Linked DNA regions of Homo sapiens: regions 1, 2 and 3 are each linked to region 4. The links are chromatin contacts, found by Hi-C or POLR2A ChIA-PET in ENCODE. All regions are on one chromosome and are shown on one strand. The core of a region is the stretch at or near the end of the contact, and the rest is flanking DNA. Distances in the headings are between cores, read along the strand shown. Region 1 overlaps USP2 (ubiquitin specific peptidase 2). Region 2 overlaps TREH (trehalase). Region 3 holds the start of USP2 (ubiquitin specific peptidase 2). Region 4 holds the start of RPS25 (ribosomal protein S25).

Region 1 (4,168 bases), core at 12-2,511, 340 kb before region 4:
CCCTCTCCTGTCCTTTCATGTTGACCTCTGACCTTTGCTTTTTTCCCCTTCCCAGCGAGGTTATCCTGAGGTGACATTAATGGACTGCATGAGGCTCTTCACCAAAGAGGATGTGCTTGATGGAGATGAAAAGCCAGTAAGTCACCCTTCGGTAATAGCAAGAACAAATTTCCGTGGGACCTACTGGGAAGAGGCTGATACCAGCAGATCCAGTTGAGGAGTGACTGGATTGGGGCCCACTGACTTCCCCACAAGTTCTTTCTGTTTGTCTTGTCTCTCAGACATGCTGTCGCTGCCGAGGCAGAAAACGGTGTATAAAGAAGTTCTCCATCCAGAGGTTCCCAAAGATCTTGGTGCTCCGTATCCTTAAGATCCATCAGGGCTGGGACATGACTTTCAAGGGTGACTGATGACAAGGGGCCCATAGGTGAGGGGAACAGTCGGAAGAAACGGACCTTGTAGGCTTTCCTTTTGTTGTCTGCCCTTCTGCATTGGTTTGACTATCCTTGACTCACGTCAATGCCAGATCTGAAGCGGTTCTCAGAATCCAGGATCCGAACCAGCAAGCTCACAACATTTGTGAACTTCCCCCTAAGAGACCTGGACTTAAGAGAATTTGCCTCAGAAAACACCAGTGAGTATCTTTGAGTAGGCAGGGCAGAATGAAGACGCAGGTGTGCAAGGCCGGAGGGAGGGCAGGAGGAAGGGGAGCTGCCAGCACCAGCTACTGAGAGACCCAGAAGGAGAGGTTGGAGGGGGGAAGTCGGGGCAGGGGGGCCTCGGGGGCTTGACGGCTGCCTCCTCCTCAGACCATGCTGTTTACAACCTGTACGCTGTGTCCAATCACTCCGGAACCACCATGGGTGGCCACTATACAGCCTACTGTCGCAGTCCAGGGACAGGAGAATGGCACACTTTCAACGACTCCAGGTGAGAGCCAGGGCAGGGCCGGAGCCCCTGGCTGTAGCCACCCACTCTCCCCCCACTCCTCCACCCTCCCCCCAAACCCACCCCCCTCCCACCCCCCGCACGGCTTACACCGAGAATGGATGGCAAAGTTTAAGGCCACGAAGCCGCTGCCCGTGGGGAGGCTCCCTGAAAGGCAGGCCGGCCGGCCTCGGGGGCACAGAAAGAAGCCGGCGGGGGGTCTCCCGGTCCTGCCCGCTCCGGGCTGACTCCCCGCTCTCTCCGCAGCGTCACTCCCATGTCCTCCAGCCAAGTGCGCACCAGCGACGCCTACCTGCTCTTCTACGAACTGGCCAGCCCGCCCTCCCGAATGTAGCGCCAGGAGCCACGTCCCTTCTCCCTTCCCCGTGGTGGCCCCGCTCCCTAAATTTTTTAAAAAGACAAAAACAAAACAACAACAACAACACACAAACCTGACAAGAGAAAAACAAACCTGAAGCTGCCGAGCAGGAGTGGATGCAGCCTGATCAGGGTCTGGAGCAAGGAGCCGGGCTTTCCTGAGCTGTGGCCCGGCAGGGAAGATCGCCTGGACGTGGAGCCAGCATCGCCCCGTGCCCTCGGCGTTTGCATTTGTAAACTTGTGGTCTTCCTATGTGTCAGAAACAACTGTGTCTTGGGGGGGAAGACCCTCGCTGCGCCGCTTCCCGCCGCAGCGCCCGCGCCTCCGAGGGGACAGCGCCCTCTGGAGCTCGCTGGGAGCATCACCGCCTGGACGCCCGCGCCGCGGAGGAGCCGGCGCCCATCTCCACCCGCACGGCTCGCCGGTCCAGAGCCATGAGCCAAGAGCCCTCTTCACGCTGCTAACTCCAGGGGACAGACGAAGGGACATCTTTGGAAAACGCTGGTTTTGGTTTTTAAAAAGCCCAACTTTTTTTTTTTAATTTCCATAACTAAAGTGTTCAGACTGGAGTGCTCTCCTTCAGGCCTCTTCATAGCTGGGACGTTGCACTGGTCCTTTTATTGCTTTTCCAAGTACAACTTTCTAATGCTAGCCCTCCGTGGTGCTAGGTGGGCGTTGGCCAGGCCCCAAGCACAGCCACAGTAGACCTGGGATCTAAAACAAGTTTCTGTTTTGGGGGTTTGGGTTTTTTTTTTTTTTTTTTAATGTTTTGAATGGAATTTAGTTGCCTCCAAGAATTGTGCCTTATAGCATTTGGGGACCAGGGGGTAACTGCCCCTCCTGAAATATCCCTCAGCCTCTTCCCTTTTCCCCAGTGCTCTGTTCAAACCCGCCTGGGAAAGGGATCCTGCCCTTAGCCCTGGCTCGTTGTGCATTGCAGTGAGGCAAAGAAGAAAGCAGGTAGATTCCTTCCGACAGGGCATCAAGTTCTTCCCGCCCACGTCCTCTAGCCCACCCCTGGTCTGCTCCCCAGCTGTTTGAAGGATAGCACAAGCCCCTCGTCCCTAGAGCTTCTCTCCCTTTTATTTATTCTCTTAACATCCCTTTCCCCCTGGCCTTCCTGCCCCCGCCCCCTTCTCAGAGCCTCCTAGACAATAGGCCCTTTGGACCGAGTTTCTCAGGGATGCCCAGGCCACCCCTCAGCTCTTCTTAGCGCTGGTCTCCAGTCCTGCCCTGGGAGCTGGAGCCTGGGTATTTGGGGACATCTTGCCTCAGTTGTATGGTTCTTTCCTGTGGGCTCAATTTTGCCCTACATAGTTGGATAAAACTCTGTGCTGTCCTGGAGAGTAAAGCTGTTCACCCACACAGCTGGGCCCGGCTTGTGCCCCGTGGAGCCTGGCACATTCCAGGCTCCTAGGAGGAGGCATCAGAGAAAGACACCCTGAGTTTTACTGGCCTGACACCCTTCTCCAGAGAAGACCTGTGAACCTGAGCCCAAGGGCAAGTGTACACTTGTTTACTGTGTAAGCAAGAGTAGAAGAATGTCTAATGTACAGTGGAACCTTGTACAGAATAAATAATAGCTTTGAGAAATCAGTTGGCAGATGTTGGAATCTTGATTTGGGAGTGTTTGAATCTAGGAAGGGCTCCTAGTATATTAGGGGCCATCTATTTCATTGTTTCAACCAGTTTGTAAATTCCAAGTTTCTGGAAAAAGTTACCCACTTTTTAGTTTGAACATTTAAGTTTAATTTTTTAAAAACTGAAACAATACATATTTTGGACACTATATTCTTCATCTGGATTCACCAATTGTTTACAAACACATTTAAATATACAGCCATCCCCCAGTATACACAGGGAGATTGGTTCCAAGATACACACATACCAAAATCTGCACCATATTCAAGTCCCAAGGTCACCCCTGCAGAACCTGCGTATATGAAAATCAGCCTTCTATATATGTGGGTTTTGCATCTTACAAATGCAGTATTTTCTATCCTTATTTGGTTGAAAAAATCCACGTGAAAGTGGACCCACACAGTTCAAGCCCGCATTGTTCAAAGGTCAACTGTACTTTATTCTGTCTGCCGAAACATTTTCAGGTGAGGTGTTATATCACCACTTCTAAATACTTGAGCATACATCTCCTAAGAATCAGGACATTCTCCTATGTGACATGGTTTTCACATGTCCATTTTTTTTTTTAATGAACTGTCTACTTTTTAATGCTGGTATGGGCTACTCTCTTAATTCTTGGTTGAAACTCTTGGGGCTGGGCATGGTGGCTCACACCAGTAATTCAAGAAGTTGAAGTGAGAGGATGGCTTAAGGCCAGGAGTTTGAGACCAGCCTGGGCAACATAGTGAGACCCTGTCTCTATGAAAAAAGAAACACTTGGGTGTTTTCACAGACCTATGATAAGATAAAATACATCTCTCCAGCAGATGTCAAATATAGCAAAACTTGCTCTTAGAGCAGAGTATCATTACCTGGATGTGGAGTGACCAGGGCTTAGTCTTTTTTTTTTTTTTTTTTTTTTTTTGAGACAGAGTTTCACTCTTGTTGCCCAGGCTGGAGCGCAATGGCATGATCTCAGCTCACTGCAACCTCCATCTCCTGGGTTCAAGCGATTCTCCTGCCTCAGCCTCCCAGTAGCTGGGATTACAGGCATACGCCACCACGACCAGCTATTTTTCTATTTTTAGTAGAGACGGGGGTGTCTCCATGTTGGTCAGGCTGGTCTCGAACTCCTGACCTCAGGTGATCTGCCTGACTCGGCCTCCCAAAGTGCTGAGATTACAGGCGTGAGCCACCACGCCCAGCCAGGGCTTAGTCTTTGATAAGTCAAAGATCTCAGCT
Region 2 (4,265 bases), core at 1-2,500, 360 kb after region 4:
GCTGCACACCTGCTGTGTCAGGCTCTGGTCTCCTGTCAATGGCTGCCTATCCTGCAGCCGGGACTGGCTGGTTCCCTGCTCTGTCCTCACAGGAGACCGGGAGGCTCTGTGGGCTGAGCTCAAGGCTGGGGCTGAGTCTGGCTGGGACTTCTCTTCACGCTGGCTCATTGGAGGCCCAAACCCCAACTCGCTTAGCGGCATCCGAACAAGCAAACTGGTGCCTGTTGACCTGAATGCCTTCCTATGCCAAGCAGAGGAGCTGATGAGCAACTTCTATTCCAGGCTGGGTGAGCACCCCAGTAGGGAAGGGAAAGCAGGGAGCTTGGTTTCCTGCTCAGGCTTGGCAATAGAACTGGAAGTAGGACCCTTGTGTGACAGGCCTTCAGCAACTTAGCCTGTCGAGCCCCGCCCTAGTGGAAGCCTGCACTCACATTTGCGTACCAGACAAGAGAACAAACGGAGCCAACCCTAATCCTCTCTTCCTCCCTTTCTTACTGTGAGGGTCTCTAGGGTCTGTGAGGGGAACCCTAGTCCACGCATCCAAAATCCTTCCACTCCCTCTCCCTCAGACAGCTGCCCTTGACCCCCTAAGAGCTAGGGGAATCCACCCAGCCAGTACCCTTGGGAGGATAGACCCTGGAGACCCTGGGGACAGATCAGCTCCAGTGGTTCCCTGGGAGCAGTGCGGGGCCATAGGCCAGAAATGTGGTGGGCTCCAGATCGGCACATCCCCTTGGTCATCAGGGTGTCTCAGCCTTTGCAGAGAAACACAAAGCGGGGAGGCTAAAGTAGAACCACGAAAAAAGCCTGGGGCAGCAGGCAGGGCACTGGCTGCTGGCTCTAAAGGCAGCACTGCCCCAGGGAACGACTCCCAGGCCACGAAGTACAGAATCCTGCGGTCGCAGCGCTTGGCCGCCCTGAACACAGTCCTGTGGGATGAGCAGACCGGAGCCTGGTTCGATTACGACCTTGAGAAGAAGAAGAAAAACCGGGAGTTTTACCCATCCAACCTCACTCCACTCTGGGCCGGGTGTTTCTCTGACCCTGGCGTGGCGGACAAGGCTCTGAAATACCTGGAGGTGAGGGCACAGCAGGTGGCTCGGGTCCACTGCAGGCAGCACCGCCCCCTCCCGACCCTGAACAGGACCTGCAGGGGAGGGCGCTTCCTCCGGCTATGCCCCTTGTCCCAGCCTGCGGGTCCCACCAGAGCCACCGGGGGGCAGCTGTGAGCCGAGAAAAGAAGAGCCAGGAAGGGGACGTCTGGCTTCCCGCGGGGTCCAGCGTCCTGTCCTGGCTCCCAGTCCAGCCCCACCCACAGTCATGGGAATGTCTGGGACCTTCTAGGACAACCGGATCCTGACTTACCAGTATGGGATCCCGACCTCTCTCCAGAAGACAGGCCAGCAGTGGGATTTCCCCAATGCCTGGGCCCCCCTGCAGGACCTGGTCATCAGAGGTAGGGAGGCAGGGCTGACACAGCCAAGGACCCTTCCCAGGGTGTAGAGGTGGGCCTCCCTGGTGCTGGGGAGGCATGAACAAAAGACACAAGAGGCCCCGTATCCTTTCTCTCGCTCCTCTGCTCTCCTGGCCTCCACTTGACACTTATGTCCACCCAGCCTGTCCAGTGCAATCAGTCCTGTTCGCCCTTCAAACCAGGGCCGTCGATTAAGGGCAGTTTGGCCTGTGGTCTCAGGAAGGAAGTCTTAGGGCCCAGGCCTCTTTCCCTCCTTGGGGAGAGTAGGGTGCAGCCACTGCTCTGTCTGGGATGGGAGACCTGGAGGTTGAGTCCTGCCTGCAATGGGGTCTAGGCCTGGCCAAGGCACCTTTACGTCGGGCCCAGGAAGTGGCTTTCCAGCTGGCTCAGAATTGGATCCGAACCAATTTTGATGTCTACTCGCAGAAGTCAGCCATGTATGAGAAGGTGAGCTGGCCCAAGCCCTCCCTGCACCCCCAGGCTGTCCCAGTGGCCACTCCTGAGCACTGCAGGGGCTGCTGGGCAGGCAGAGCAGCTTCTCCCCAGGGGCTCTGGTTGTTTGTTGTTCCTGGAGCTGGGGGGCAGTACCTGACATACAGCCCACCCGCTTGTCCCCAGTATGACGTCAGCAACGGTGGACAGCCCGGTGGGGGAGGAGAATATGAAGTTCAGGTGAGCAGGCCAGGGGTGGGCTGGCCAACACCAGGGAACTCCTGAACTCTGCTGCTCATGACCCCCGCCCCAGGCCTCAGTGTGCTCACCTGCATGTGGGCCCGGGGGAGGAGCTGACTGGTGCTTCCTGTACCGCTGGGGTTAGGCAGGGCCAGTGCCCCTGGGGAGAGAGCCCACAGCCCCCACCAAGGGTATGAGGCTTCCCCAGAAACTGGCCCCACTGCCCTGCCTCTCCCAGGAGGGATTTGGCTGGACGAATGGCGTGGTCCTGATGCTGCTGGACCGCTATGGTGACCGGCTGACCTCAGGGGCCAAGCTGGCTTTCCTGGAGCCCCACTGCCTGGCGGCCACCCTTCTGCCCAGCCTCCTGCTCAGCCTCCTGCCATGGTGACAGCCCTCCTCTCCTCACCTGGCCCCAGCTCCTGCCCCATTAAACCTCTGCACCAGTTCCTGCCTTCCCCTGCCTCTTCATGCCCTCCTACCTCCCAGCCTGTCCTCAGAGCGAAGTGGAGGGCAGGGTCACGACCTGGAGGTCATGGGTAGGGGCCTAGCTCCCTCCTGGAACCTTGAATAGGGTGGAAATCCTGCTCTGGAGGGAAGACCTATCCCCAAGTGCCTCAGCGCCAAGCCCCACACCGGCCTTCCACTCACTTCCGTAGTCCAAAGGCTTTATTGTTCTGCTGAAATGCTTACAAATACTGAAAACCCCCAGCCTGGGCCCAGGCAACCAAGGGCTCAATGCTGGGAAGGAGAGCAGGGGAGGTGGGCTTAGTGTTAAGGCGTGAAGGGCGAGGCCAGACAGCTGGAGGCCTGGTCCTCCACTCTCCATTTCCATCACCCTTCGGAGGCTGAAGGAAGGGCGGCGGCACCACAGGGCCCTTCCCCTCTGCTGCATCATCTCCTGCTCAGGCTTTCTCTCTAGGAGCATTGGAGGAATCCTCTTTCCCTGTCGGAAACTCAACACTGTACAGAACTCCAACCATAACCCTTCTAGCTTCCTCTCCCAACTGCATCGCTCCTCCTCTGTTCCATAGATCCCCCGGCTTCATCCCTTCTGGCTCTAAGCAAGGCACCAGTGGAAGGGAGAGGGCTGGACTGGGGGGCTGGCAGCCTGTGCATCAGGGCTGAAGACACAGGCAGGGGGAAGGAAAAAGGTATTCAGTCCCTTCCCCCCAGCATGAGATGCCCAGGGGCCTGGGCTGGAGAGATGATGGCACGTACCCTCAGATGGCCCACAGCTGAAGCAGTGGGCTGGGCCACAGAGCTGCAGCAATTAGTATGTAACCATGGCAATGAAGCAGTCACTATGGTAACCATGGTGATGAGTCTGCAACTAGGGGATGGAGCTGGGACCTCAAGGTTGACACTTGAGATCTCTGGCCCTTGAGCAAGGTAATAAAAAGTATAAGGGAAAGGAGAACAATGGGGCAGAGCGGGGTTTGAGAAATGGGAAGCGGGCCGCCTGAGCTATTACCCCACTCTGGATGTGGCTCTGCTCAGCCCCCAAAGCCCCTGGCAAAGGGGTCTGAGGCAGGAGGGGATCTTTGGCAGCTTATGGTACCATAATTTGTCTTTTAGAAAAGAGAAAACAGGCTGGGGAGAGCAGGTGTCAGGTCAGAGCTGAGGCCCTCTCTGTGACAGCTCCTCAGCCCTGGCTGGGCCTGGGGCAGGACCCTAAAGGGTTACTGCAAGTTCTGGGCTCCCAGGAGGCAGCAAAGCCACCTCTACTTTTCTTCTTCTGGCTGGTTCTTCAGGAGGCCAGAGCCCAGAAACTCACAGGACCAAGCTCCTTACAGAATATTAAAGTCTTCTTATACAAAAGCCCCAGTTGTGCTCTGCCAGGAGGCCCACGGCAGTTAGTTCATGAACTGAGTGTAGCCCTCAGCCCCTGTGACAATGACATCCATCCAGATACGCATGGCCTCTGCAGATGGGGCCACCATGTAGTACAGCCGGTCATGGGTCTTTACGCAGAAGGTGAGGGCTGGGTTCGGGCTCTGCCAAAGGAAGAGAGGAAGGTCTAAGATGGGGCTCACCCATGCCCAGGAATATTCTCACCTGCCTCCCTATCTGCCCTTTCCCCTCCCAGCCCCTAGAAAGCCCTGGAGCTTAGTCCTAA
Region 3 (3,803 bases), core at 680-3,179, 360 kb before region 4:
CAGGGAAGCCAAAAGATTGGACAACCCTGTTTCAAAACCTTCCAGTAGCTTCATAAAAGCCAAAGTCCTCAGAATGGCCTTGGGGACCTACAGGCTGGGTCCTTCTCTGACCTCTCTGATCGCGTCTCCCACTCTTTCCCTATCTTTCTCTCTCTTCACTCCAGCCACATTGACTTTGTTCTTCCTCGAAAGTGGCAGGTCGCTCCCACCTCAGGACCTTTACTTTTACTCTTCTCTCTGCCTAGAACATTCTTTCCCCACATTTATGTGTAGTTCACGCCTAGCCTCCCTCAGGTCACTTGAATGTTACCTTCTCCGAACGCACCTCCTCCTTGCTTGATGTGCCCCATAGCTCTTAGCATCATCTAACATATTACATATTCTACTTATTTAGTCCTGCTTCTACTAGAATGTAAGCTCCCTGAGGGCAGGGATTGTGCCTGTTTTGTTCCCTGCTATATCCCCAGTTTCTAGAAGAGTGACTGGCATGTCCAATATCCATCTGTAAAATGAAGTGATGGAATGAGGGCCCTAAGGAAATATAACATGGTGAAACCCCATCTCTACTAAATACAAAAAATTAGCTGGGGCCGGGTGCAGTGGCTCACACCTGTAATCCCAGCACTTTGGGGGTCTGAGGCTGGTGGATCACCTGAGGTCAGGAGTTCAAGACCAGCCTGACCAACACGGTGAAACCCTGTCTCTACTAAAAATTCAAAAATTAGCCAGGCGTGGTGGTGGGCTCCTGTAATCCCAGCTACTCGGGGGAGGCTGAGGCACAAGAATCACTTGAACCCGGGAGGAGGAGGTTGCAGTGAGCCGAGATTATGCCATTGCACTCCAGCCTGGACAACAGAGCAAGACTCTATAAAAAAAAAATCGGCCTGGCGTGGTGGCGCACGCCTGTAATCCCAGCTACTTGGGAGGCTGAGGCAGAATTGCTTGAACCTGGAGGTTGCAGTGAGCTGAGATCGCGCCATTGCACTCCAGCCTTGGCAACAAGAGCGACGACACTCCGTCTCAAAAAAACAAAAAACAAAAACAAAAACAAAACAAGAGTTGAAATCAAGAAGGGAATCGTGCCTTGGACAAGAACAGGGGTGCCTCTTTCACTGCTCCTGATAAGAATGGATTCAGACATGTTTGTAGGTAGAAATTTAAGAATTCCCCTCTTGATTGCGTCTGATTTCTCTGGGAAATAGAAGAGAAGGAAGGACTTGAGGAGAGTAGCGATGGAGAGAGAGATCTATGGTGAAGATGGGAGGAGTTAACGGCAGCTGCAAGGGTTGATGGAGCAGCTGAAGTTGAAAACCTGGATTCGCCTTGGTACCCAGCTACCTGGTTGTGCGATTTTCCTCATCAACATCGGGGGAGTCGGGAGAAGGTTACATAAAAGGAATGGGAGCAGCAAAAATTCAAGTTTTGTCTCGGCTTTTTCTTGAAAAGACCAAAGAGAATTCTTTCATTGACTCAGTGCCTCCGTTTACCCACTCAGGCATTCATCACTAATCACTGGTCCCATGAAAGTAAAATGAGCGGAGAGTGTCTTTGACAGCAGAGAAAAAGAGAAGAGGCTGAGGAACAGGACCTCCCCCAGCCCAGTGAGAAGGGGAGTGGGGGACGTTTAGCCTTCCCTAAAAACTGAAAGTTGATACGCCCCAGGGCTCAAGTTCCGAGCCTTCTCCCATGACGCCTCTTCTTTCCCAATACCTTCCAGCTGCCCCGTCGTGTGACATTCCAGTCCACCTCTGTTCCTGCTCCACCCGCTCCAAACTCGCGTGCTTTTCCTCCACGTGGTTCTCTGTGTATATCGGTTGCCTGGGTGGCCCCAGCCGGAGGCCGGGCTCTAATGACGCCACAGTAGGAACAAGCCAATAGCCGTGACGCGACTCAGTGACGCGAGACGCGGGGTGTGGCTCTGCCGGCCCAGGCGCGATGAGGCGGCTGCCCGCTGGGTGGCGCCGATTTCCCGGGGAGGTCCCTTCTGGGCCCCCGGCGGAGGTGGGAGAGAGTCAGGCAGGAGCCGAGGCCGGGGAGCCCTCTTCGTCAGCTGGTGCTCACTGCGCCGCGCCAGCGCCAGCCGGGACTCACCCGCAGCTCCATGCTTGTGCCCGGTTCGACTCGTCCATACTCCAAGAAGAGGCAGGTACGTGCCACCTGTCGGGGATCCGGGAGGGGGGATTCGGGGATCAGTGCCGGTTTGGAGCTCAGAAAGTAAGGTGTCCACGACATTCTGGGCAGAGTGGACACTAGAAATATAGGGAGAGAGCCGGCTGTGCAGGGACGCTCCAGCTGTGTCTGCCAGTTGTGTGAGGGCTGCCTGCTGACAGCCCAGGGTGCCAGGAAGAGCCAACTGTGTGCTGATCAGTGTATTCTAAGGAAATGCTGCTTTGGCGGGTCCTCCTCGCTGTGCCCCGTGTATATCGGTGGTATGTGGCCTGAGCGACACTGACAAACCCCCTCCCCACGTGTGCGTGCAGCTCACTCGCTGCTCTTAAAGCTCCCCGGTCAGTTTGCTAAAGGGGGTTAGGGGCGGGGGTTGGGCAACAATTAAGCGGAAGGGGAGATTTTCCACCAATCCCAAACCAGAAAGAGGCAGCTTTGAAATTCTCACCAGTCCCAAACCAGAAGCAGGCACGCGGTGCTCCGGAGAGAGCAACTTCTCAACAGTCAAGGGAAGCCCTAGCCAACCCATTCTAGCCCTTCCCTGAAGAGTGAACATCCTACCTCCTGACCTGGCTGCCTTTAGAATGGGACTGAGCTGGAGGTAGTGGTAGGGGCTGCTCACCTCCCCTGGAATGGGCATGAGAACATCCCCCAGATGGACCCCCGTAAAGCAGAGGAAAGGAGAGCTGATTGGGCTAAGGTCGAGGCAGGCCCCCTCCTTTGATGCTGTAGATGCATGTCAGACTGGAGTCAGAATGAGGACTGGAATGAGGGCGTCCTCTGAAGTGCATCATTAGGACCTGGGCTGAGTCAGTAGCCTGTGCTAAGACAGGGTGGAGGCACCAGGCTGGGTACTCCCAGTCCTCGGGGAGAGCCATCGAGAAACGTCCTGGGAGCAGACAAGTGCACCAAGGCCAGAGAGGCTAAGAACCCCGTTCCTTCCTCTTGTGACCCTGCCCAGCCCGGCTCTGTGGCCCTGGAATCCTGAGCCCTCCCACAGGTAGAGTGGAACCACCCCAGAGGGGCCAAGCATTCTCCTGGTGGCCTGGGGGAAGCTGCACTTGCCGTATTTTTCTAGGCAAAGGGGGAAGGAGCCCAGATGGGCTTGGCCTTTCTCTGCTTGGTGGACTGGACGTCTAGGAAGATGGCAAGCCTTGTTTGCCCTTCCCAGTTATGGGACATGGTCAGTTCAGAAAACCAAGGGACTGTTCTCTGGCATTAGAAAGGCACACTTCCGGCCGGGAGCAGTGGCTCAAAGTGCAGTAATCCCAGCACTTTGGGAGGCCAAGGCGGGCGGATCACAAGGTCAGGAAATCGAGACCATCCTGGCTAACACGGTGAAACCCCATCTCTACTAAAATTACAAAAAAATTAGCCGGGCGTGCTGGCGGGAGCCTGTAGTCCCAGCTACTCGGGAGGCTGAGGCAGGAGAATGGCGTGAACCCAGGATGCGGAGCTTGCAGTGAGCCAAGATCGCGCCACTGCACTGCAGCCTGGGCGACGGAGACTCCGTCTCAAAAAAAAAAAAAAAAAAAGAGAAAGGAACACTTCCCCAGGAGTAACCCTCCTTTTCTCCCTAGGAAGGTTCACCTGGTAAGGCGCTATTATTAATAATACCACTAATTATAATAAGAAGT
Region 4 (3,812 bases), core at 343-2,842:
CTTTGGGTAAAATGAATACTCTAGGAATATGTGCCACGCTTACTAAGCTTGTGTTTAAGCAAAGGCCGGCACATCTGATATCACAATTGAGAGCAGAAAAAGTTTAAAGGTCATTTAGTTAAACTGGCTTTCTTTAAATATGAAGAAACTAAGGCTCAGAGAAGAGAAGTTGACTTTAAGTAAGATGACACCTCGGCCGGGCGCGGTGGCTCACTCCTGTAATCCCAGCACTTTGGGAAGCCGAGGCAGGTGGATCACCTGAGGTCAGGAGTTTGAGACCAGCCTGGCCAACATGGCAAAACCCCTCTCTACTAAAAATACAAAAATTAGCTGGTCGTGGTGGCACGCGCCTGTAATCCCAGCTACTCGGGAGGCTGAGGCAGGAGAATCGCTTGAACCTGGGAGGCAGAGGCTGCAGTGAGCCGAGATCCCGCCACTGCGCTCCAGCCTGGGTAACTCCGCGGCCCCTCCCCACCCAGCAAAAAAAGATGACACCACTGCCGTTATTACCTAAAATCTAGATCTGGATCGGTTGCGTTTTTCATAACACCAGAACGACGATTTAAGAAAAGGTAGACAAATTACAAGCGCTGCCGTTCAGGAGACGGGGGACTTACGAGTGGAACATGGAGGCCAGCATAAGCTTCTCATTAGAAGTGAGGCGGGGCCGGCCAAATCGAATGGACACCGGGTAATTAGCAGGGTTACCCAGATACTCCAGCACCTCTTTCCCGTCGGCCGTGTACCTGCCATTCACGTCCATGCCATTGATGGCCAGCACTGCATGACCCACTGCAGAGGTGAAGCTAACGGTCAGCGAAGGTGCAGCCCGGGGATTCCGCCGAGGGGACAAGGGACCCGACACAACCCCTTTTCCCCCAACCCCGCACCTACAACCAGCCCACTTCTACAGCACTGGGGCCCTCCCACCCCCGCACCCGCCACGGGCCCGAGCCTAGCCCACCTCGGATGCCGTCCCGCTGGCCGAAAGCAACCAACACACGCTCATCGTGTAGCTTGAGCAGCAGATCCAGCGGATAACTGAAAGTTTTCTCAGCCTCAGCCCGTGGCGCGTAGCTGTCCAACTGGTAAATCAAGCCGCCAGCTTTGTTCACCACATACACACTAAAAATCGCCATCGCTGCCTTGCCGCTCGGAAACTGGTATTCAGCCTCTACCCGACGGCCCCTCCCCGGAACCGCATCACAGCACTTGCCGCCGGCCCCACCCCAGCCTCCTCCTCCTCCTCCTCCTCCTCCCGCGCCCCCCGTGCAGCCACCTGCTGCACTTGCGCACTGGGAGCGACACGCTCGGGCATAAGTAGTGCCGGAAAGTTAGCTGCCGAGACCTGGTGGATTGCTTTTCGTTTATCAGTGCAGGAAAACAGCGCTATAGTATGCGTCACAACTAGCGCAGACTCCGGCAGTATTTAGGCGGTGCGGCTTGGGAACTAGAATCCACTTCCTGTCTTCCGCCTCAGGCTAGAGGGCGAGCGCTTCGCCGTGGGACTTCTTCTGCCTGGCTCCGCCTTTTGCCCCGGAAGTACTCACAGCGGACGGTGGTTTTTGGGCCCGTTTCTGAGCAGCGCTTCCTTTTTGTCCGACATCTTGACGAGGCTGCGGTGTCTGCTGCTATTCTCCGAGCTTCGCAATGGTAAGCTTCAGGGGTGTGAAGTCGCCGGCGTTCTTGGGTTTGAGGACTCAGTGGGGAGAGCCTTCGGCGGGAGCGCTCCTTGGCCTGCCGGCCTCGGTTGCAGGGCGGGCGCGGTTATTGCTTGGCCCATGTGCTCTGGTGGTGGAGTTTGCGGGGGCTGAGGGCGCAGTATTAGGGGACTTTGGCGCTATTTGAGGACCTGGTTGCATTCCCGCTGCCCTCCTACAGCCGCCTAAGGACGACAAGAAGAAGAAGGACGCTGGAAAGTCGGCCAAGAAAGACAAAGACCCAGTGAACAAATCCGGGGGCAAGGCCAAAAAGAAGGTAGAAATAAGACCTCTCTGAAAGAGACTAGGGGTAACTCTCTCGTAATCCTCTAGTAATAGGTAACTTGTATAGTAAGTGGTTTTTCAGGTGTAGATTTCTAGAGTCAAAATGTGAGAGTTTATCTTCCCGTCACCACTCGTTCTTTTTCCCATTAGGATCATGAAAATGGGTCTGTTGTGCGAAGTGTCTGCCGCTGTGCCTGCTGTGTTATTTTTAACTGATCTAGTGGGGCTCGGCCCCTGTTTGAAGGCCAAAAACGTGTCGGTGTTTTTTTTTTGTTTTTGTTTTAGTAATGTGTAATTTATCCTTGATAACGGTGGAACAGATTTCTCTGACGCAGATTACTCGAGAGGGAAAGGGTGCTTCTGCCAGAAATACTAACTTGTTTCTGTTTTGTTTTGGTGAGCAGAAGTGGTCCAAAGGCAAAGTTCGGGACAAGCTCAATAACTTAGTCTTGTTTGACAAAGCTACCTATGATAAACTCTGTAAGGAAGTTCCCAACTATAAACTTATAACCCCAGCTGTGGTCTCTGAGAGACTGAAGATTCGAGGCTCCCTGGCCAGGGCAGCCCTTCAGGAGCTCCTTAGTAAAGGTGAGGGGTGTATCCTACATGTGTGTTTTTGTAGGTTAAATTGTCTTGACCATGTTAAGCATCTTCAGTGGTTTTGCTGGAAAAGCAGAATTAAAAAAAAAAAGCGTGGCTTGACCATTGGCTGTTAGTAATGTAATTCTGACGTCTTACTCCTGATCCTGAGATGAATTCTCAGGGTTCTTAGCCACTTTTGTGCCGTGGACCCTGTGGCAGTTTAGTGAAGCCCAAGGATCTTTTATGTTTCGAGTAAATGGATGCATAGAATTACAGGGACAACCGTTTTTGAAATAATTAGATTACTATTTTGAAACAACTTTGAAAATGTTTAAAACCTTTATGGTAAATATTTTGTTGATGTATTAAATTTTAAAACCAGAAATTTAGTACGGTCTACTCAGTAGTATGGTCTGATTACCATAATTCCACAATAATAAGGCTCAGCTAACTATAGTGACTGAACGTCTATAATTCTAGCACTTTGGGAGGCCAAGGCGGGTGAATCAACGGAGGTCAGGAGTTAAAGACCAGCCTGGCCAATATGGTGAAAACCTGCTCTACTGAAAGTTAGCTGGACGTGGGGGCACACGTCTGTAATCCCAGCTACTCAGGATGCTGAGGCATGAGGATCCCTTGAACCCAGGAGATGGAGGTGGCAGTGAGCCGAGATGACACCACTGCACTCCAGCCTTAGTGACAGCAAAAGACTGTCTCAGAAAGGGGGGGGGGGTGGAAGATAATGGAGCCCTAATTTAAAGGAAAAGTAAGGATAGATGATCGTTAAAAACTAGGATTCTCGGTTACCGAACGTCAGATTAAGCAATTCTGGAGCCAGGTGCAGTGGTACCCTTGTATTTCTAGCTACTTGGGAGGCCAAAGCAGGAGGATCATTTGAGCCAAGGAGTTTTAAGACCATTCTGGGCACCTCTGAGAGAACTCTGTCTTTTTGTTTTCCTTTTCTTTAAATAGAGATGCGGTTTTGCCATGTTGCCCAGGCTGGTCTCCTGGGCTCAAGAGATCCACCTGTCCAAAGTGCTGGGATTACAGGCATGAGCCTCTGCACCCGGCCAAAACAAACCTTACTAGAGTCTCATTCTGTTGCCCAGGTTGGAGTGCGGAGGGGCAGTCTTGGCTCAATGCAACCACCAATTCCTGGGTTCAGGTGGTCCTCACCTCAGCTTCCCAAGTAGCTGGAATTACAAGCATGTGCCACCATGCCCAGCTAATTTTTGTATTTTTGGT

Evidence for each region. Hi-C counts contacts between places; a loop is a spot of excess contacts on that map. ChIA-PET counts read pairs that join two places held with the same protein, here RNA polymerase II (POLR2A). Pooled maps may share reads with other maps.
Region 1: a pooled map shows a loop between it and region 4 (2.1-fold over the local background). The contact joins the enhancer-like site here to the promoter of RPS25 in region 4. A Hi-C loop is called at or near these places in 1 of 50 pooled maps. POLR2A ChIA-PET finds 5 or more read pairs at or near these places in 5 of 52 experiments (H1, OCI-LY7, T-cell and 2 more).
Region 2: a pooled map shows a loop between it and region 4 (3-fold over the local background). The contact joins the enhancer-like site here to the promoter of RPS25 in region 4. A Hi-C loop is called at or near these places in 3 of 50 pooled maps. POLR2A ChIA-PET finds 5 or more read pairs at or near these places in 3 of 52 experiments (AG04450, PC-9 and naive thymus-derived CD4-positive, alpha-beta T cell).
Region 3: a map of CD8-positive, alpha-beta T cell shows a loop between it and region 4 (8-fold over the local background). The contact joins the promoter of USP2 here to the promoter of RPS25 in region 4. A Hi-C loop is called at or near these places in 1 of 168 maps with a recorded cell type or tissue (CD8-positive, alpha-beta T cell) and 8 of 50 pooled maps. POLR2A ChIA-PET finds 5 or more read pairs at or near these places in 5 of 52 experiments (OCI-LY7, Panc1, WTC11 and 2 more).

What each region holds. Positions count from the first base shown.
Region 1 is chr11:119,353,949-119,358,116 of GRCh38, reverse strand. It overlaps USP2 (ubiquitin specific peptidase 2), which reads left to right. Exons shown (of 13, transcript NM_004205.5): 9 at 56-136; 10 at 282-360; 11 at 527-634; 12 at 810-930; 13 at 1,195-2,902. The coding sequence ends at 1,282. Among named protein-coding and RNA genes, the nearest start is that of MFRP, 9.3 kb to the right of the region's middle. RefSeq lists an enhancer at 1-293. Within about 2 kb of position 1,261, at least 21 of the 41 ENCODE cell types and tissues checked have a DNase peak (open chromatin) inside an H3K27ac peak, as active enhancers do.
Region 2 is chr11:118,656,561-118,660,825 of GRCh38, reverse strand. TREH (trehalase) reads left to right here. Exons shown (of 15, transcript NM_007180.3): 10 at 93-287; 11 at 862-1,079; 12 at 1,345-1,456; 13 at 1,809-1,921; 14 at 2,093-2,146; 15 at 2,385-3,510. The coding sequence ends at 2,537. It overlaps PHLDB1 (pleckstrin homology like domain family B member 1), which reads right to left. Exons shown (of 23, transcript NM_001144758.3): 23 at 2,798-4,143. The coding sequence ends at 4,003. Among named protein-coding and RNA genes, the nearest start is that of MIR6716, 15 kb to the right of the region's middle. RefSeq lists enhancers at 1,295-1,844, 1,892-2,186, 1,845-2,394. Within about 2 kb of position 1,250, at least 11 of the 41 ENCODE cell types and tissues checked have a DNase peak (open chromatin) inside an H3K27ac peak, as active enhancers do.
Region 3 is chr11:119,379,816-119,383,618 of GRCh38, reverse strand. USP2 (ubiquitin specific peptidase 2) reads left to right here and starts at 1,929. Exons shown (of 13, transcript NM_004205.5): 1 at 1,929-2,146. It overlaps USP2-AS1 (USP2 antisense RNA 1), which reads right to left and starts at 1,841. Exons shown (of 4, transcript NR_034160.1): 1 at 1,711-1,841. RefSeq lists an enhancer at 1,862-2,851.
Region 4 is chr11:119,016,123-119,019,934 of GRCh38, reverse strand. RPS25 (ribosomal protein S25) reads left to right here and starts at 1,592. Exons shown (of 5, transcript NM_001028.3): 1 at 1,592-1,653; 2 at 1,882-1,977; 3 at 2,390-2,573. The coding sequence starts at 1,651. It overlaps TRAPPC4 (trafficking protein particle complex subunit 4), which reads right to left and starts at 1,169. Exons shown (of 5, transcript NM_016146.6): 1 at 965-1,169; 2 at 618-792. The coding sequence starts at 1,139. RefSeq lists enhancers at 598-1,296, 1,551-1,780, 1,801-1,870 and a silencer at 1,191-1,310.